2 separate regions of the Homo sapiens genome follow, and region 2 is linked to region 1. Evidence: read pairs that join two places in POLR2A ChIA-PET (ENCODE). Cell type or tissue: PC-3. All regions are shown on one strand. Links, peaks and the distances in the headings refer to the core of each region. The heading gives the core; the rest is flanking DNA.

Evidence for each region. ChIA-PET counts read pairs that join two places held together with the same protein. Peaks named below come from ENCODE experiments on the same cell type or tissue, not always from the same donor. Only the 100,000 strongest peaks of a DNase experiment are listed, where the experiment ranks them.
Region 2: POLR2A ChIA-PET joins it to region 1 with 14 read pairs; 2 of 35 experiments call an interaction of 5 or more read pairs at or near these places.

Annotation. Positions count from the first base shown.
Region 1 is chr17:31,582,128-31,593,519 of GRCh38, forward strand. No RefSeq gene overlaps it. Among named protein-coding and RNA genes, the nearest start is that of MIR365B, 12 kb to the left of the region's middle. In PC-3, for the core only: no CTCF peak of the experiment used is centred there; no DNase peak of the experiment used is centred there.
Region 2 is chr17:31,934,838-31,942,837 of GRCh38, forward strand. It overlaps SUZ12 (SUZ12 polycomb repressive complex 2 subunit), which reads left to right and starts at 2,170. Exons shown (of 16, transcript NM_015355.4): 1 at 2,170-2,683; 2 at 5,449-5,495; 3 at 5,585-5,649. The coding sequence starts at 2,410. RefSeq lists a silencer at 2,061-2,520 and an enhancer at 2,261-2,846. In PC-3, for the core only: no CTCF peak of the experiment used is centred there; no DNase peak of the experiment used is centred there; H3K4me3 peaks cover 2,331 bases; H3K27ac peaks cover 470 bases.

The sequences.
Region 1 (11,392 bases), core at 1,768-9,767:
AGCTTTACCTCTTTGCTCTGGATTCCCATCAGGTCTAGATTGCTGAGGCCCAGCGCCCACAGAGGCATCTTCCCCTCTAGGGGGTTTGTCCTATAAGCCCGGACTCCGTCAGCTCCGAGGCACTCCTGCTGGGCCTGGGCCAGAGTGGCTGATGTGGAACTGCTCCCTCCCCTGCCAGCTTCCTTGGGGTGCAGACAGCCCAGCACAGGCAGGAAGGGCTTTCTGTTTGGCTGGACTGGTGGGGAAGCAATTAGTGCTTACTTTCTGTTTTGATTCTTGTAGCTAATAGGCAGAGTTTGTGATGTCACGGAAAAGCAGCCTTGGGCCCGCGTGGGTTTGAGGTCTGTCCCTGATAGTCTGGCCAATGTGGAATTGTCTGGAGGTAGGGGTGTATGCTGACACTACTCCCTGGGTATGAGGTGGCCATCTGTTGGCTTTCCATGCCCCCTTCTGATAATACCTCTTTTAATACCTCTTTTTTCTGTTAATAACTTCAGGAGATCACTTCTCCCCTACCCTGTATCTCTGGGGTTCTGGTGTGGCCAACCCCAAACCCTGGCTTTAGACACTGGCATGTGTTCCAGGCCTGGAGGCCAAGTCCTGAGACTCTGCCATGGGACATCTGCAGCAGTTATGGGGAAAGAAGCATTCTTTTTCTGAGGGAGTTGCTGTATTGATAGGATGTAGGCTGGGAACTGCTGGTGGCCATCCTGTCCTCAACTTGACAAAGCCAACAAAGAGGAAAGAAAATGAAGAGATGAGGCCAGGCACCGTGGCTTGTAATCCCAGCACTTTGGGAGGCCCAGGTGGGCGGATCACAAGGTCAGGAGATCGAGACCATCCTGGCTAACTCAGTGAAACCCCATCTCTACTAAAAATACAAAAAAATTAGCTGGGCATGGTGGCGGGTGCCTGTAATCCCAGCTACTTGGGAGGCTGAGGCAGAAGAATGGCATGAACCCAGGAGGCGGAGCTTGCAGTGAGCTGAGATTATGCCACTGCACTCCAGCCTGGGCGACAGAGCAAGACTCCATCTCAAAACAAACAAACAAAACAAAGAGATGGAGAGTATGGATCCAGACATCAGTGAGCCCCTGGATCCAGCCATGCCTGAAACCAGCTGCAGCCTGGACTAACCTGATTTTGTGAGCCAATACATTTCTTTTCTTTTTTCTTTTCTTTTCTTCCTTCCTTCCTTTCCTTTTTCTTTTTCCTTTTCTTTTTTCTTTTCTTTTTTTAGAGACAGGGTCTTGCTCTGTCATTCAGGCTGGAGTGCAGTGGTGCAATCATAGCTCACTGCAACCTCAAACTCCTGGGCTCAAGCAATCCTCCTGTCTCAGCCTCCTGAGTAGCTGGGACCACAGGCACATGCCACCACACCCGGCTAATTAATTTTTTTTTTTTCTAGTGATGCGGTCTTGCTGTGTTGCTCAGGCTGGTCTCAAACTCCTGGCTTCAAGTGATCCTCCCACCTCAGCCTCCCAAAGCACTGGGATTATAGGTGCGAGCCAGTGTGCCTGTCCTTTTTTCCCTAAAACCAGCCTGAGTTGGGTTTCTGTCACAGAAAGGGTTTTAATACAGGCAGTGTTTTTCTTTGGTCTTGTATTTTTTAAAATAAACTTTATTGAGGTATACTTTACATGTAACAAAACCCACCCGTAAGTGTATAATTCATAAGTTTTGTCAAATGCGTGCACCCTTGTAACTATTGCCACAATCATGATGTGGAATATTTCTTATTTGCCCCTAAAAGTTTCTTTATCCCCTTTATGACCAATCCCTCTGACTCAGACAACCTTGATCTGCCTTTGTTTTGCAGATTCATTTTGCCTTCTCTAGAATTTCATGTAAAGGTCATCATATAGCATGTACTCTTTTGTGTCTGGTTTCTTTTACTCAGCATGTTTTTGAGACCCATCCACATGTTGCATGCATCTCAGTAGTTCGTTCCTTTTTATTGCTGGAAGGCATTCTATTATTCTATTGTATGGGTGTGCCACGGTTTGTTTAGCCATTTATCAGGTGACAGATATTTGAGCTGTTTCCAGATATTGCCTATTATGACTAAGGCTGTTTTGAACATTCACGTATGTTTCTTTCATTCGTTGTATGGGCGTATGTTTCAATTTTTATATCTAGACATCAGCCTCATTTTACTGTTGAGGAAACAGGGTCAGAGAGGTAGAATGACCTGTCCAAGGTCACATGGCTGATGAACCTAGGGCTGGTGCAGGGAACACAGCTGGACCAGTGAGGTAGCTGGAGGAATGGCACCTTTCTCCTTTTGGGTATTTGGGTGTCCCTTCATAAATGGAGCTTGGGACTGCTTGGAAGGTGCTCATGGAATCCTGGTAGCCAAGAACATCATTGCTGGGAGGGACTGTCAAGATGTCTCCCAGCGTCTGTTCTCCCTTTCTCCTAATAGTAACACTCCCTTTCCTTGGAGAACTGCTCCCCTATCGCTCTATCTGGTCCTGGAGCATTTTAGCCTTCTTGGTAACCCAGTGGTCACATGACCTTGGTGAGCCAATCACACCCTGGATTGGTTCAGGGACTGGACATGAGATCCAATCAGAGTCCTTCCCTGGAATATTTGGAATTTTTCCCCGAAACTCTAAGGAGGATATTTTGGCCTTAAGCTAAGTTGAAATTAATGCATCTTATCCAGTGTTAAAGAAAAAGCTGGAAATGTGGGTGGGTGGCCCTGGGACCCTGAGAGGTAGGTGCCTACCATGTGCCAATGATCATGTGCCATAATTCTCACCTTTCACCTGTCTAGACCAATGTTATTTTCCCCCTGTGGATTCCAGGGCTTGAAAGATAATATCTACTAAACCCCATACAGGAAGCCAGAATCCACTTCCCCAAATGTATTCTTCAAGGCATATGCACAACTCACTGTCTCAGCTGACTGCTCCATCACTACACAAGCCAAGGGAAGGACCTGGAGTTGAAATCATTCCAGCCGTAGGCAAAGAGGACGATGATGATGATGATGATGATGATGATGATGATGATGATGAGCTTGGCACCAACAAATTATGGACTCCTCCCAGAGGTCTGGAGGATGTCAGGTTGGCAATCTCAGTTTAGTCCAGCTGCCCATTTCACAGATGCTTCAGCCAAGGAAACTGAGGCTCGGAGAAGTTAAGGCCTGGCTGGAATGTGGCTGTGTCACATGCATCTTGCTTGCCTCATCAGATCCTCGCAGCTCCCCCACCCGTCAGACCATTGGCTGCTTGCTGGGCCTTGGCCACAGCCAGGGCTGAAGGACTCCATGGGGTCCCCGCAGTTGTTTCCACAGCTAAAGCCGACCAGCTGCTTTTCCAGCCTGACTTCTCTGAGACCACATCCCAGGAGGACGTGGGACCTGGCTCCCACATGGCTGCTAAAGGGGCTGGAGAATGCAACCCAGAAGTGGGGTGGGGGCGAGAGAGTTCTATGGGATGACCTTTGAGCAATAGGAAATGGGAGGGTAAATTCCTTCTTTCTCTCTCCCTTCCTGGAGCCAAGGTTTGCTTGCTGTGAAGTGGCAGCCGTGTGGTTATCCATCGTCTTGCCCTGCTTCCTATCAATTTCGTACTTCACTCCTCTGTTCCCTCATTCCTGCCCTGTGGAGCTTCAACCTCCAAATTAAAGCTTCAGCAATTAATTCCTTGCCGAAGGATATTTCCTAGTGAACCCAGGCAGCCTGGCTCCAGGATCTGCCCTACTCTACTCAGCAAACATTGAACCAGAGGATAGATGTGTGGGAATGTGAATAAATGAATAACTATCTGTGATATATTTATTTTTTATTTTTATTTTATTATTATTGCTTTTTTTTGAGATGGAGTCTTGCTGTGTTGCCCAGGCTGGAGTGCAGTGGCGCCATCTTGGCTCACTGCAACCTCCGCCTCCCGAGTTCAAGCAATTCTCCTGACTCAGTCTCCCAAGAAGCTGGGATTATAGGCATGCACCACCACATCCAGCTAATTTGGTATTTTTAGTAGAGACGGGATTTCCCCATTTTGGCCAGCCTGGTCTCGAACTCCTGACCTCAAGTGAACTGCCTGCCTCAGCCTCCCAAAGTGCTGGGATTACAAGCATGAGCCACCGCGTCCAGCCTTATTATTATTTTTAAAAATAACAATAGAGACGAAGTCTCTCTGTGTTGCCCAGGCTGGTCTATTATTATTTTTAAAGATAACAATAGAGGCGAAGTCTCTCTGTGTTGCCCAGGCTGGTCTACAACTCCTGGGCTCAAGTGAACCTCCTTCCTTGGCCTCCCAAAGTGCTGGGATTATAGGCATGAGCCACTGCACCAGCTTTATCTGTGATTTATGTATCATTACTATGGGGATGGGAGAGTTGATAGGGGGCCAGGATGGTGCCAAATTCATCAGAGATTATTCCCCTTGCTGTCTTCCCCTCCATTCACTACATTTAATCAGTCAAATACTCTCTGATCTTCTGCTGTATTTCAGAGGCTATGGCCTCCCCACTAACCTCTCTGCCTGGTATAAAAGAATCCATACTCCCTGATCCTCCACTGAGGTATGAGATGCTGGCAAGGTACTCTGCCTCCCTGAGTGGGTCTGCCTCCCTGAGTGGGTCTCCCAGTCTGAAAAATAGGATTAAGAATGTTCTCACTGCCTAGGACCTCTGCAGGGCTTAACTTAGTTTGTGCCTGGTGCATGAGTGTAGCGGGCATTGTTGGGGCTGCCTGTGCCTCACCATGTCTTCCAATAAGTCCCAGTTTTGGGGCCCAGTCTCAGTCCCTACTGAGTAAATGGTGCTGTCTTCTACACCCCCTTCCCAGGCCTGCCACCAGATCCAAGTTCAATCACCACATCCCAGGCTTTGACTCCAAGAATTGGCTCAGGCCTGGGCATGGGACTTAAGTCTGGCCAGGCACTGTAACAGTGCCCCAAAGGTTTGCTGGAACGATCAGGAAAGAGGTACTTGCTCTTTGCTGAGATCATTGGCTTGCAGCTGCCAGAGGCCATTTTTACTATTCGGCTGTTTGAGAATGAAGTCAGTAGAATGAAGTCAGAAGGAAGTGGAGCAAGAGCCAGCACAGGACGCAGAGTCCCGATGATGTCTTTGTAGCTCCTGGATCCAGCCAGGCCAGAAGCTAGTTAATCTCTGGTAATTTTAGGAATGAAGACATCAACATTTTCCTTTTTATTTGCTTAAGGCAGTTTGAGTTGTTTCTGTGACTTAAAACCGAAATGATCCTGACTAATACAGTAGGTTCCCTATGAATGATCGCTGTGGTTATTGCAACTAATATTAGAAACACATCGATGGGAAGATGCAACCACGGGGATGCATAGGCCAGGTTCCTTCAGGGGCCACCGCAGCTCTTCACACATCATGCCCGGGATATCAGGTCCCAGAGGGTGAGTTTTTTTCTCTTTGCTGCTGATGTATCCCAGGTGCCTGGCAGATGGCAGGTGATTGGTAAACATCTGTTGAATGAACAAATGCAGTGGGCCCATTGTCCATTGTCTGGTCCAGTGCGCCCTGCCTCCCAGTCCCCATGCCAGGGTACACACTTGCTCTCCACTTATCCTTAGCTGACCTCCGAAGCTAGGAGGAGGGGCTGCCAGGAGTCTATCTTGGCAAACTGATCTCTTGTTTTTACAATTTCACAATTTTCCTAGAAAGTATCCTTTCTAGGGCCTCATTCATCCCTTTATTCATATATTTGATTTAAAAAAATCTTTATGAATGAGTGTCCATTTTGTTAAGTACTAGAGAAAGATGCAAACGTGAATACTATTTTGCCTGCCTTCAGGGAGCACCTGTTCTAATGGGGATTACACTGACAATTTTGGTGTAGTCAGGTTATCTTAGGCATTTGGATAATTTTCTAGTATCCTACAGACCAGATAATGAAACAACTCTAAGAAGGACATTTTGGCTATAAGCTAAATTGAAATTAATGCACCTTAGCTAGTGTTGAAGAAAAAGCTGGCAATGTGGATGGGTGGCCCTGGGACCCTGGGAGGTAGATGTCTACCTCGTGCCAAGCTCTCAGCTTCCCAAGCCAATCTATAACAACTGCCGACTTGGAATCACTGTTGCATCATACTGATGGAGAAGTAGGCTCAGAGAAGTGAAGTAATTTCCCTGAGCAGAAATGGAATCCGAACCCATAATTGTGCTGTAGCAGGGACCGTCTGGTCCTTGGAATTCATAAGACGTCTCAGTGGGCAGTGGCTGATTGTCCATTAGCTCTCATAGAACCTCCTGTGGATGTTGTGGCTCTTTCCACATTCACCCTTGGATAACAGTGATTTGTTTCCTTGTCTACATCTCCCATCCCAACTCCCTAGAAGAGCTCCCGGTTGCAGTCATCTCCACAGCTGTCATACTTGTACCTTGTACCAGGGACAGGCCCATGGTAGAGTCCCAGTGTCATGAGCTTCTGTTGATTTTTGTCCCCAGCATCTGTTCTCTCTTTCTTCTAATAGTAGCACTCTCTTTGCTCAGAGAACTGCTTCCCTATCACTCTATCTGGTCCTGGAGCATTTTAGCCGTCCTGGTAACCCAGTGGTCACATGATCTTGGTGACCCAATCATGCCCAGGTTTGGTTCAGGGGCTGGACATGAGATCCAATCAGAGTCCTTTTCTGGAATATTTGGAATTTTCCCCTTGGATCATGAGCTGTTAAGAATCTGACTCCAGCCAGGCACGGTTACTCACGCCTGCAATCCCAGTACTTTGGGAGGCCAAGGCAGATCACCCGAGGTCAAGAGTTTGAGACCAGCCTGGCCAACATGGTGAAACCCTGTCACCACTAAAAATACAAAAATTAGCCAGGTGTGGTGGCGGGCCCTCTAATTCCAGCTACTCAGGAGGCTGAGGCAAGAGAATTGCTTGAACCCAGGAGGCGGAGGTTGCAGTGAGCTGAGATTGCGCCGTTGCACTCCAGCCTGGGTGACGAGAGCAAAACTCCATCTCAAAAAAAAAAAATTGAAAAATCTGATTCTAGAGCTACCAGTGGCTGTATGGTGGAGCCTGAGAGAATGAGGCCCTGAAGCAGTCAGCTGAGATTATTAGCCCCTCTGCCTTTCTGTGTCTGGCTTATATGAGGCAATAAACTCCATCCCTTTTTTACCTTATTATTATCAAAATATACAAGAGCATAGTAACAAATCAAATACACGTTGAATATCTCTTACCCAAAAGGTGTGGGAGTAGAAGTGTTTCAGATACTGGATTTTTTTTAAATTTTGGAATATTTGTATTATACTTACGGACTGAACATCACAAACCCGGAATCCAAAAATTTAAAATGCTCCAATGAGTATTTCCTTTGCGCATCATGTTGGCACTCAAGATGTTTCAGGTTTTGGAGCCTTTTGGATTTCGGATTTGTGGATTTGGAATGCTGCCCCTATAGCACAAAAGAGCTTATAAAGAAAATCCCCAGCCTTCTGCCCTATTCTCCCCGCTTTACCCCAGCTGTACTCCAGACACAAGCTGTTTCACACATTTCCTTTTGTATTTTTTTCTGTAGTTACCCCAGTTACTAGATCATATGCTTACACACCTATTTCTTGATTTATAACTTTAGACCAATAGCCATCAACTTTTCTGTAAGGTACATGAGGATTTAGCTTATTTACCCTCCTAACCCCCTCAACTTTGAAATGTATAGTACATGTAGGTCATCTACTGATGACCTATATCTAATAGTTTATTTCTGGCCGGGCACAGTGGCTCACACCTGTAAATCCCAGCACTTTGGGAGGCCGAGGCGGGCGGATCACTTGAGGTCAGGAGTTCAAGACCAGCCTGGCCAACATGGCGAAGTCCTGTCTCTACTAAAAAATACAAACATTAGCTGGGTGTGGTGGCACGCACCTGTAGTCCCAGCTACTCAGGAGGCTGAGGCAGGAGAATCGCTTGAACCTGGGAGGCAGAGCTTTCAGTGAGCCAAGATGGCGCCACTTCACTCCAGCCTGGGTGGCAGAGTGAGACTCTGTCTTAAAAAAAAAAAAGTCTATTTCTTTTGTTCAACTTTAGACAGTGTTTTTTGTCTTCCCACCCTTTTTAGAATAAGAATAAATATGGATGCCCTTACCATTTTATCTGCTTGTTCACACCCTATCTCTGCCAGCTATAATTTTTTTTTTTTTTTTTTTTGAGATGGAGTCTCACTCTGTCGCCCAGGCTTGGAGTGCAGTGGTGTGATCTCGGCTTACTGCAACTTTCACCTCCCAGGTTCACACCATTCTCCCGCCTTAGTCTCCCAAGTAGCTGGGACTACAGGTGCCCACCACTGTACACTGTACACCACTTGTACCTTGTACCACCAAGGTACAAGTATGACAGCTGTGGAGATGACTGCAACCGGGAGCTCTTATAGGGAGTTGGGATGCGTGGTTAATTTTGTTTTTCTATTTTTAGTAGAGACGGGGTTTCACTGTTAGCCAGGATGGTCTCGATCTCCTGACCTCATGATCTGCCCCTGCTTCGGCCTCCCAAAGTGCTGGGATTACAGGCGTGAGCCACGGCGCCCGGCTGTCAGGTATAATTTTTGTATTGTCTGTGTTATTGACATTCACATTCTCTTCTCCACAATGTTTGATTGATTGATTGATTGATACAGGGTCTTGTTCTGTCACCCAGGCTTGAGTGCAGTGGTATGATCTTGGCTCACTGCAAGCCTGGGCTCAAGCGATCCTCTCATCTCAGCCTCCTGAGTAGCTGAGATGACAGTCATGCACCACCATGTGTGGCTGATTTTTGTATTTTTTGTAGAGATTGGGTCTCCCTATGTTGCCCAGGCTAGTCTTGAACTCCTGGGCTCAAGTGATCCACCCACATCGTCCTCCCAAAGTGCTAGGATTACAGGTGTGAGCCACTGCACCCGGACTGGTTATTTTATTTATTATTATTTTATTTATTTATTTTTTTGAGACAGGGTCTTGCTCTGTCTCCCAGGCTGGAGTGCAGTGGTGCAGTCATAGCTCACTGCAGCCTTGACCTCCCAGGCTCAAGCAATCCTCCCACCTTAGCTCCCCTAGTAACTGAGACTACAGGTGTTCACCACCACGCCTGCTAGTTTTTTAATTTTCTGTAGAGACTGGGGTTTTACTATGCAAGCTATCCTCTTGCCTCAGCCTTCCAAAGCACTGGGATTACAGGGATGAGCCACCACGCCCAGCCTTCCACAATAAATGTTTATAGCTTTGTCAACAGGTCGACTCAAAAGATTCCCAAGAAACAACATTTACAGGACTATGATTATGAAACGCTGTTTACTGTAAACTCTTTTAGCCAAAGCTAGTTTGATTTGGGTTTGTGTTGGTTATGGCCAATGTGTCCTGACTTATACACTCAAGTTTTGTTGAGTCGAATGAGGTGTGTCCACATGCCTTCAAACACAAGCGGGGACAGAGCTCACCCCAGGCCACCTCTGTGGGCCTGCCACTCACGCAGTCACAACAGAGCCCACCACTAAAAGGGTTCTGTGCTTTGTTTATGCTTTCACCATGTTGAAATTCTTAATAATTTTGAACAAAAGGCCCCATAAAATATGTAGCTGGTTCTGAGCTCACCATTTGCTGGGAGAGGCCTGTGCTTTCTGAGAAATAGTCTCTCTCCTTGGCCAGGGCTATGCTCCTGGGAGGGCCCTTAGGCAGGTCCGGAAGCAGCCATAGAAAGTAAGAGGGAAAGGCTGTGAACCTGAGGGTTGACTTGGTGAATGGACCTCACATTGGGAGGTCAGACTGGGCTTCTCCAAGTCCCTCTTACAAAGAGGAAACTAACCTTGGTGAACCTGGGGCTGTGTCAAGGAGATGGGATTATCCCTACATTTACAGAGAAGCATCAGGGCTGAAAGATTTGCCCAAAGGCCACTGGTTATAAATGGCAGGTCCTAGATTCAAGTCCAGGCCTGATTCCTGCTCCACCGTGCAGCCTCCAGATCAGTGCTGCGCATGAAGCAGCAGACCTGGGTTTGAGTTCTTGCCCTGCTCCCAATTTGCTGTGTGTCCTTTAGTGAGGGACTTGCCCTCTCTGGCCCACTTACCCTAGCAGTCCTTTGAGAGAGCTGATCAACTACAAAAGTCCCTTTCAAACAGAATCACTATGTAACCAAATCATAGAGGAGAGGAAGTCTCTTTTATAGATGGATTCCAGCTAATAAATGCTGAATGATTGAAATATAATGTCATTCTGAAGTCCTTAATGAATTAATTGCTTGAAGCTTCCATGGCTGCTAACATCAGGAACAAATAATTGGACATTATGTGCCTCCTAATAGAAGAATTTGATGCCAGCTAAGGACATGGTCTTATGTGTGTGTGTGTGTGTGTGTATCTATCTATCTATCTATCTATCTATCTATCTATCTATCTATCTATAACTTGAATCTGATCAAGCCTCTACTTCCAACTGCCAACTTTTAGGAAAAACAGAGGATAGAGGAACATGTTGAACTACACCACAGGGGAGCAATCCACAAAACCCAGATGGAGGAAAATACCACAAGACAAACAACTCGTTTCCTCCAGTAAATAAATTGCAAGCAAAAACAAAACAAAAACCTTGCTGGGTGTGGCAGCTCACACCTGTAATCCCAGCACTTTGGGAGGCCAAGGTGGGTGGATCACCTGAGGTCAGGAGCTCGAGACCAGCCTGGCCAACATGGTGAAACCCCGTCTCTACTAAAAATACAAAAATTAGCCAGGCGTGGTGGTGGGTGCCTGTAATCCCAGCTACTCAGGAGACTGAGGCAGGAGAATCGCTTGAACCTGGAAGGCAGAGGTTGCAGTGAGCCGAGATCGCACCAATGCACTCCAGCCTGGGCAACAAGAGCAAAACTCTGTCTCAAAAACAAAACAAAGCAAAACCTCTAGACCCAAAAACACTCAGAGAATATACTGACGACTGTAATGTGTAGACCTCATTTGGATCAAAATCTAAACAAACTGTCAAAAAGCAACTGTGTGACAATTACAAATTGGAACATTGACCTGCTCTTTGATAATAATAGCAACTATTGTTAATTTGTTTGTTGTGATTATGGCGCTTTGTTTTTTGGAAGGAAGAGTTCTTTTGAAGATATACCCTGAAATATTTATGGATGAAATGATGTCATGCCTGAGATTTGCTTCAAAACTGGCCGAGTGCAGTGGCTCACACCTGGAATCGAGCACTTTGGGAGGCGGAGGTGGGTGGATCACTTGAGGTCAGGAGTTTGAGACCAGCCTGGCCAACATGGGAAAACCCCGTCTCTACTAAACATACAAAAATTAGCAGGATGTGCAGTGGTGTGCACCTGTAGTCCCAGCTACTCAGGAGGCTGAGTCAGGAGAATCGCTTGAACCCAGGAGGCAGAGGTTGCAGTGAGCTGAGATTACACCACTGCACTCCAGCCTGGGCGACAGA
Region 2 (8,000 bases), core at 1-8,000, 350 kb after region 1:
GGAGATCCTGACCATCCAGGCTAACAAGGTGAAACCCCATCTCTACTAAAAATACAAAAAATTAGCCAGGCATAGTGGCATGCACCTGTAATCCCAGCTACTTGGGAGGCTAAGGCAGGAGAATCACTTGAACCCGGGAGGCTGAGGTTGCGGTGAGCCGAGATTGTGCCACTGCACTCTAGCCTGAGCCACAGAGTGAGGCTCCATCTCAAAACAACAACAACAACAATAACAACAAACAAAACTCTTTATTTTTCTGGCATGATAGTGAAGCATGAGGGCTCCAGAGACACTGCCTGGGTTAAAAATCCCGGTTTGTGCAAGCTTCTTAACAAGTCTTGCTGTTATTTCCTCATCTATGAAATGGAGATATTAATAAATGTCTACCTCAGAGGATTGGTGTGAGAATTGAATGTTAAGCTTGTAAAAACTTAAAGTATTGCCTGGCACATAGTAAGCACTCAGTCATTATTATCCTAATTTATATTTGTGCGCTGGTGTCCAACTTTATTCATCAAGACTCATTGGATGAATCCTGATTCTATGCCAGGCACAGTGATAGACACCTCAGCTACCAAAGCATCCATCATCCGTGCCCCAAGAGCTTAACAGTAAAGTAGAAAGAAAAAGACTTGCTGCTATAACACAAAGGTTCTTAACTTGAACAGGCTTCAGGAAGTCTGAGAACTTGAATGACAAAAAATATATATATTTATTTACACTAACCTCTAGCTAGAATTTAGCATCTCCTTCAACTACTAATAGGTGACAAATCATAGTAGTGTTAGCAGTGCCTGTGGCTTTGTTACCAAGAGAACTTACTGGTATTTCTCTCGGGAGGCCAAGGTTGCAGTGAGCCAAGATCGCGCCCTTGCACTCCAGCCTGGGTGACAGAGCGAGAATCCGTCTCAAAAAAAAAAAAGACTACAGAGGATAGTGTAACAAACAAGAGGGGATTCTGAACTTTTTGTCTGAATATAAAATATAGCTTGTCCTTAACAACAGGCATTCCTTATTTCAGGTAAGAAGGTATACCTAATTTCAGATGTGTTCCTGAAATGCCAAATACTATATACGTCATTTGCAGAGATCACTTTCTTAAGTAGCAAAGGCTTTGATAAAACCTGTACTTTAGGTATTTAATCATTACAAAGATAACTAGTTTTGTAAACAACTTGAATAACCATTCCAGAGACACTTGTTTTGTAAACAGTGTTTTGCAGTTAACTATAGAGAACCCAAGTAGACATTTAAAAAATGCTGTTTAGAGTATGAAATGGTTCTATGTTTATAGGTTGGGATTTTTGAAATTTTAACGTAATATAAAAATTGGAAGAACATCCTTAGAGATCATCTTGTCCAACCTGAAATTCAAATCATTAGCTCAACTCCAAACCAATCTGTGCCAGAAGACTGAAATGGGCCTATGTGTCTATCGTTCAAAGCAAGACCTGGCCAGGCGCGGTGGCTCACGCCTGTAATCCCAGCACTTTGGGAAGCCGAGGCAGGTGGATCACGAGGTCAGGAGATCGAGACCAGCCTGGCCAAAATGGTGAAACCCTGTCTCTACTAAAAACACAAAAAATTAGCCAGGCGTGGTGGCGAGCGCCTGTAATCCCAGCTACTCTGGAGGCTGAGGCAGGAGAATCGCTTCAACCCGGGAGGCGCAGGTTGTAGGGAGACGAAGTCGCGCCACTGGCACTCCAGCCTGGGCGACAGAGGGAGGCTCCGTCTCAAAAAAAAAAAAAAGCAAGACTCGCAAAACACCGGATTCCTTCTCAGCTTTCTGAGCTGAAAAGGTATAGATCCTAAAGAAGAGAAGAGTGTATGTAAGTACTTCTCAACCAGTTTACCTCTCTGACCACTCTTACGGTGTTTGGGGGCAACAAACTAAGGATCTAGACTCGCTAAACCGCTCGCTGGGTCCTTCTCTCCCCACAATGCACCGGGGCCAGCAGGAAGGCCGCTCCGACCCCTAATTTTCCCGCGAATTCAGTTCAAAGAGGCGGCCGGGCCCGCGATCGGCAGCGCGCACGGGCCAACCAAGCCGCGCCTCCGCGAGAAGCGCCTCCGCGTGACTGACGGGGGAATCCGCGGGCCAACGGGCTGGGCGGCCCGGCGGTGCGCGCTCCCGCCGGCCAATCAGAGCGCCGGGCGGGGGAAGTGGGCGGAGCGAGGCCAGGGTAGGGTGAGCGGCCTCCGAAGCGGAGCGGGGCTCTGAGGAGACACTTTTTTTTTCCTCCCTCCTTCCCTCCTCTCCTCCTCCCTTCCCTTCCCCTCTCCTCCCCTCTCTCCTCCTTCCCCCCTCGGTCCGCCGGAGCCTGCTGGGGCGAGCGGTTGGTATTGCAGGCGCTTGCTCTCCGGGGCCGCCCGGCGGGTAGCTGGCGGGGGGAGGAGGCAGGAACCGCGATGGCGCCTCAGAAGCACGGCGGTGGGGGAGGGGGCGGCTCGGGGCCCAGCGCGGGGTCCGGGGGAGGCGGCTTCGGGGGTTCGGCGGCGGTGGCGGCGGCGACGGCTTCGGGCGGCAAATCCGGCGGCGGGAGCTGTGGAGGGGGTGGCAGTTACTCGGCCTCCTCCTCCTCCTCCGCGGCGGCAGCGGCGGGGGCTGCGGTGTTACCGGTGAAGAAGCCGAAAATGGAGCACGTCCAGGCTGACCACGAGCTTTTCCTCCAGGCCTTTGAGAGTGAGTGTGTGCGAGGCTTTGAGGGCAGGAAGACCCACTCTGCCAACACCGGGGATGGGACACTCTGCTGGGCCCCCTTCCTCCTCGGGAGTCCACTTGTGTGGTAGTGGAGGGAGGAATTGAGGGGATGTCCCCCTTTCGGAGATTACGTCTCCAGGGGATCCGGAGTCCAGGGCCTTGGGAGAGCTGGAAAAGAGGGTCCGGGCGGGTTCTTGACTCCCCCAAGATTGACGCAAGAGGCTCGGGACTGGGGCCCCACGTTCAGAGCAGGCGGCTTTTAGATGAGGAGGTAGCAGTTGAACTGAGCCGCAGTCACATCCCGAGACTGGTTCTTGTTTTCTTTCATGCCTTTCGGACTCTAGAAATACAGGGGTTTCGGTTGTAGCTTTTGAGGGGCAAAATGAAGCCTGTGAAGGGATGAGTGCAGTGGAACCGAAGAAAGTGTCCTTAGTCTGAAATGCCTTCGCGCTAACTTGGTGCTGCAGGTTCCTATGGCACCTTTGGATGCTTAAAACCCTTCAAATCTATCCACCCATTTTGTGGATATGTAAACTGAGCCAGAGAGTGGTCAAGCATCTTCTCTGGAGACGACCCCGGAATTCTGCTTTTTCTACCTGGCTTACAGAACATTTTCTTGCGTCAATTTCTGTTTCTAAGTTCTGTCTGGAAGGTGAAACTGACTTATTTGGAAAGGAGAGCAAGGTGTCTGGAAACAAACAATAGAATTTATTAAAAACATCGTGACTATGAATAATCCTGATTGTTCTTTAAGGAATGTTATATCCTGATTGGTTCCCTTTTTTGCTTTTGTGTGTTATAATTTGGGTGATCTTTAATAGCTAAATAATCTTACAGAAACTTGAATAAACTTGGCTCTACCGCCCAGTGTCCTTATTTACAGTTTCACTGTGGCATATGTTAAGGGCATGGTATCAGCTGTGCTTAGAAAGACGTATTACGTTGTTTAATACCCTTCCTTCATTCTCTCTCATTAGTGCTTCATGAAATTCTAATTGGAACTTAATAGAAGGAATTTCAGTTTTTATGGAAACGAATATTGAACCTGCTTCAGAGAGATTCACATTATTCACGTATTTCTTAGTATACTTTGAAATATCTAGAGAGGCTTTAATTGGAAATAGGATGTAGAACTGAAGGGCAGTGGTGACAATAATGATACTTGTTTGTACCCCTTCTAAAGTATCTCATCTCCCTTTAGTTAATTTAAAATAAAACCAATTGAAGATTTAGGTGGAAATTTTAAAAGTTCTTTCTGAATGTTAAGACACATCCTCCAAGAAAGTTTTAACTATTTGCGTTCTGATGAGTCGACCTCAGGGAAGTCAAGTGTCATTAAGAGCTAGATCTGGTCATAAAACAACTCGAAGTTGTTTACTGGAAAGTTTAAATACTTGAATGTAATTATTCACATAGTTATTTCTATTTGGTTTATTCTGATACTGCTGTATAATGACCTAACGTGACACTAATAGGTCATTAATGTAACTGATATAATAGTATATGTATTTTTCATCGACTTAAGTCCTGTATAACAAATTACATTTTAACTAATTTGAAATTTAATTCAACTCATTTTAAGCGTTAGAAAGACTGTTTTGTGAACCTGTCAATTGTGTAAAAAATGTATTGAGGTAATATTTATATTGAACAAAATAGATACAACTTTAAATTATAATTAGGAATATTTATTGAGAATTTTTGCTGCAGTTTGTGTCCGAGATTCATTTCAATATTGACTGACTTTTGAGTGCAGTGGATCCCACCTGTAATCCTAGCTACTCTGGAGGCTGAGGCAGGAGGATCTGTTGAGCCCACGAGTTTGAGACCAGCCTGGGCAACATATCAAGACCCCTTTTCAAAAAAAGAAAAAAAAAATCTTGACTGACTTTCATCATACCTGTATTAGGAATGTCTGGATCTGTATTAGGATGTCATCATATCTGTATTAGGATGTATTAGGATTCTGTTTTGGCTGACTACAATTTTTTTTTTTTTTTTGAGACGAAGTTTCGCTCTTTATTGCCCAGGCTGGAGTACAATGACGCGATCTCGGCTCACGGCAGCCTCCGCCTCCCAGGTTCAAGTGATTCTCCTGCCTCAGCCTCCCAAGTAGCTGGGATTACAGGCATGCGCCGCCCCTATGCCTGGCTGTTTTTGTATATTTGGTGGAGACAGGGTTTCTCCATGTTGGTCAGGCTGGTCTCGAACTCCCGACCTTAGGTGATCTGCCCACCTTGGCCTCCCAAAGTGCTGGGAATACAGGCATGAGCCACTGCGCCTGGCCGGCTGACTACAGATTTTTTAAGTGACCATTTAAAAAGTGAAATTTTCATCTTGTTTGGCATCAATCAATAGTTCTTTTGTTGACTCCAGCTGCCTATTACAGCTGCTTTTTGGAAGAAAATCGGTAATAAATAGTTTAAATTAGCTAAGTTAAATGAGTACAACTACTTCTCTTGAGTTCTGCTCGGTAACAATAACTATCTTAGAAAGGCTTAAGAAAAATATTGTAGAGAACCTTCAGTATAAAAAGCATAGATGAACTTTGTGAATGTATGCCATTGATTGAATACCTTTTGATCTTACTGTGCATACTTTCTTGATGTAAATATTTAGTGCGATATAAATAGTGCGTGATTTCCATAGCAGATGATAAGTTTATATTGATTATAACATGGTCTCGGTTGATATTTTTCTGACAAGTAAGTTTAGATCATGTTTGGATTTTGTTTCCTATTACCTAGAGCCAACACAGATCTATAGATTTCTTCGAACTCGGAATCTCATAGCAGTAAGTAGTCAACAAAATTCATCAATATTATTTCTCTCTTATAACTGCATCTGTATTCAATTTTAACATTTTTAAAACTCTTTTTGTAGCCAATATTTTTGCACAGAACTCTTACTTACATGTCTCATCGAAACTCCAGAACAAACATCAAAAGGTACATTTTATGAATCTTATTTCAAGCTGATCAAACCATGTTAGTTTTATTTTAAAGTACTATTTCTCAAAATTAAAAAAAAAAACGAACAAAAATAAGTACTATTTCTAACTAAAGATTTAAGATGAAAACTGAAGTGAGAGAGTGACTGGTTGAATTGGTTGCACAGTGGTTTTCTATAGTATAATCTTTGTAAGTCTCAGGTTGTTATTAGCTTTTTTTTTTTATCCTCTAATAGAAATGAGGCTGGGTGTGGTGGCTCATACCTATAATCCCAGCACTTTGGGAGGCCAAGTTGGGCGGATCACTTGAGGTCAGGAGTTCGAGACCAGTTTGGCCAACATGGGAAAACCCTGTATCTACTAAAACAAAAATTAGCTGGGCGTGGTGGTGTGTGCCTGTAATCCCAGTTACTTGCGAGGCTGAGGCAGGAGAATTGCTTGAGCCCGGGAGGTGGAGGTTGCAGTGAGCCGAGATTGCGCCGTTGCACTCCAGCCTGGGCAACAGAGCGAGACTCTACCTCAAAGAAAAAAAAAACAAAACTGATTTTAGTAGTGAAGTGAATAAAGTGATTTTACTGATTATATTTTTACTCTGTGCCATGGGTTATTTCTCTTTTTTTGTTTGTTTGTTTTTTTTTGAGACAGAGTGTCTGTCCAGGTTGGAGTGCAGTGGCGTGATCTCAGCTCACTGCAAGCTCCGCCTCCTGGGTTCATGCCATTCTCCTGCCTCAGCCTCCTTATTTTTTTTTTTATTGTTGTTGTTGTTTTGTTTTTGGTGTTTTTTTTGAGAGAAGTCTCACTCTTGTCCCCCACGCTGGAGTGTAATGGTGCAATCTCGGCTCACTGCGATCTCTGCCTCCTGGGTTTAAACGATTCTCCTGCCTCAGCTTCCCAAGTAGCTGGGGTTACAGGCGCCTGCCACCACAGCTGGCTAAGTTTTGTATTTTTAGTAGAGACAAGGTTTCCCCATGTTGGCCAGGCTGGTCTCGAACTCCTGACCTCAGGTGATCCACCCGCCTCGGCCTCCTAAAGTGCTAGGATTACAGGCATGAGCCACCGTGCCTGGCCTTTTTTTTTTTGAAACGGAGTCTCGCTCTGTCTCCCAGGCTGGAGTGCAGTGGCGCAACCTCGGCTCACTGCAACCTCTGCCTCCCAGATTCAAGAGATTCTCCTCCTTCAGCCTCCTTAGTAGCTTGGACTATAGGCGCGTGCCACCATGCTCGGCTAATTTTTTGTATTTTTGGTAGAGATGGGGTTTCTCTGTGTTAGCCAGGATGGTCTCGATCTCCTGACGTCAGGATCCGCCTGCCTCGGCCTCCCAAAGTGCTGGCATTACAGGAGTGAGCCACCATGCCCAGCCTGACCTTCTTTTTCTTTTTTTGAGATGGAGTTTCGCTCTTGTCTCCCAGGCTGGAGTGCAGTGGTGCGATATCGGCTCACTGCAACCTCCGCTTCCCGGGTTCAGGCAATTCTCCTGCCTCAGCCTCCCGAGTAGCTGGAATTACAGGCTCCCGCCACCACACCCAGCTGATTTTTTGTATTTTTAGTAGAGATGGGGTTTCACTATGTTGGCCAAGCTGGTCTCAAACTCCTGACTTCAAGATCTTCCCGCCTTGGCCTCCCAAAGTGCTGAGATGACAGGCGTGAGCCACTGCGCCCGGCCTCCGCTGGTTATTTTCAAGTTTGATAGAAGTTGAGGATTTAAATATTTACTAAAGGGCTCAGGGTAACTATATTTGTTACGTAAAATTTAAGTTAATTTTTGATTATTATGTGTAATTTGAATTAGGTCCTGTAATGGTGGGTTCAGAAAGTCTCATTTTATATCTTTGGTTTTTTTTTTGTTTTGTTTTTATTTTTTTTTGAGACAGAGTTTCACTCTTGTTGCCCAGGCTGGAGTGCAATGGCGCAATCTTGGCTCACTGCAACCTCCACCTCGCGGGTTCAAGGGATTATCCTGTCTCAGCTTCCCAGGTAGCTGAGATTACAGGTGCCCACCACCACGCCTGGCTAATTTTTTGTATTTTTCATGAAGTTGGGGTTTTACCATTTTGGCCTGGCTGGTCTTGAACTCCTGACCTCAGGTGATCCACTCACCGTGGCCTCCTGAAGTGCTGGGATTACAGACCTGAGCCACAGCGCCCGGCCTTGGTGGTGGTCTTATTGAAGGGGAAACACTTTTGAAATCAATAGGATGAAGGTTTTTTAAAAACAATGAAGTCTTAAATCATTAGATTTTAAAGTGGGGTCTGGAGGTGGAAGACAGCTTATTTTTGCTGTGTAACATTTAGTACTTAACCATACATAATTATCAATGCAAGTTTTTTGTCCTAGGTGCAAGATTATATT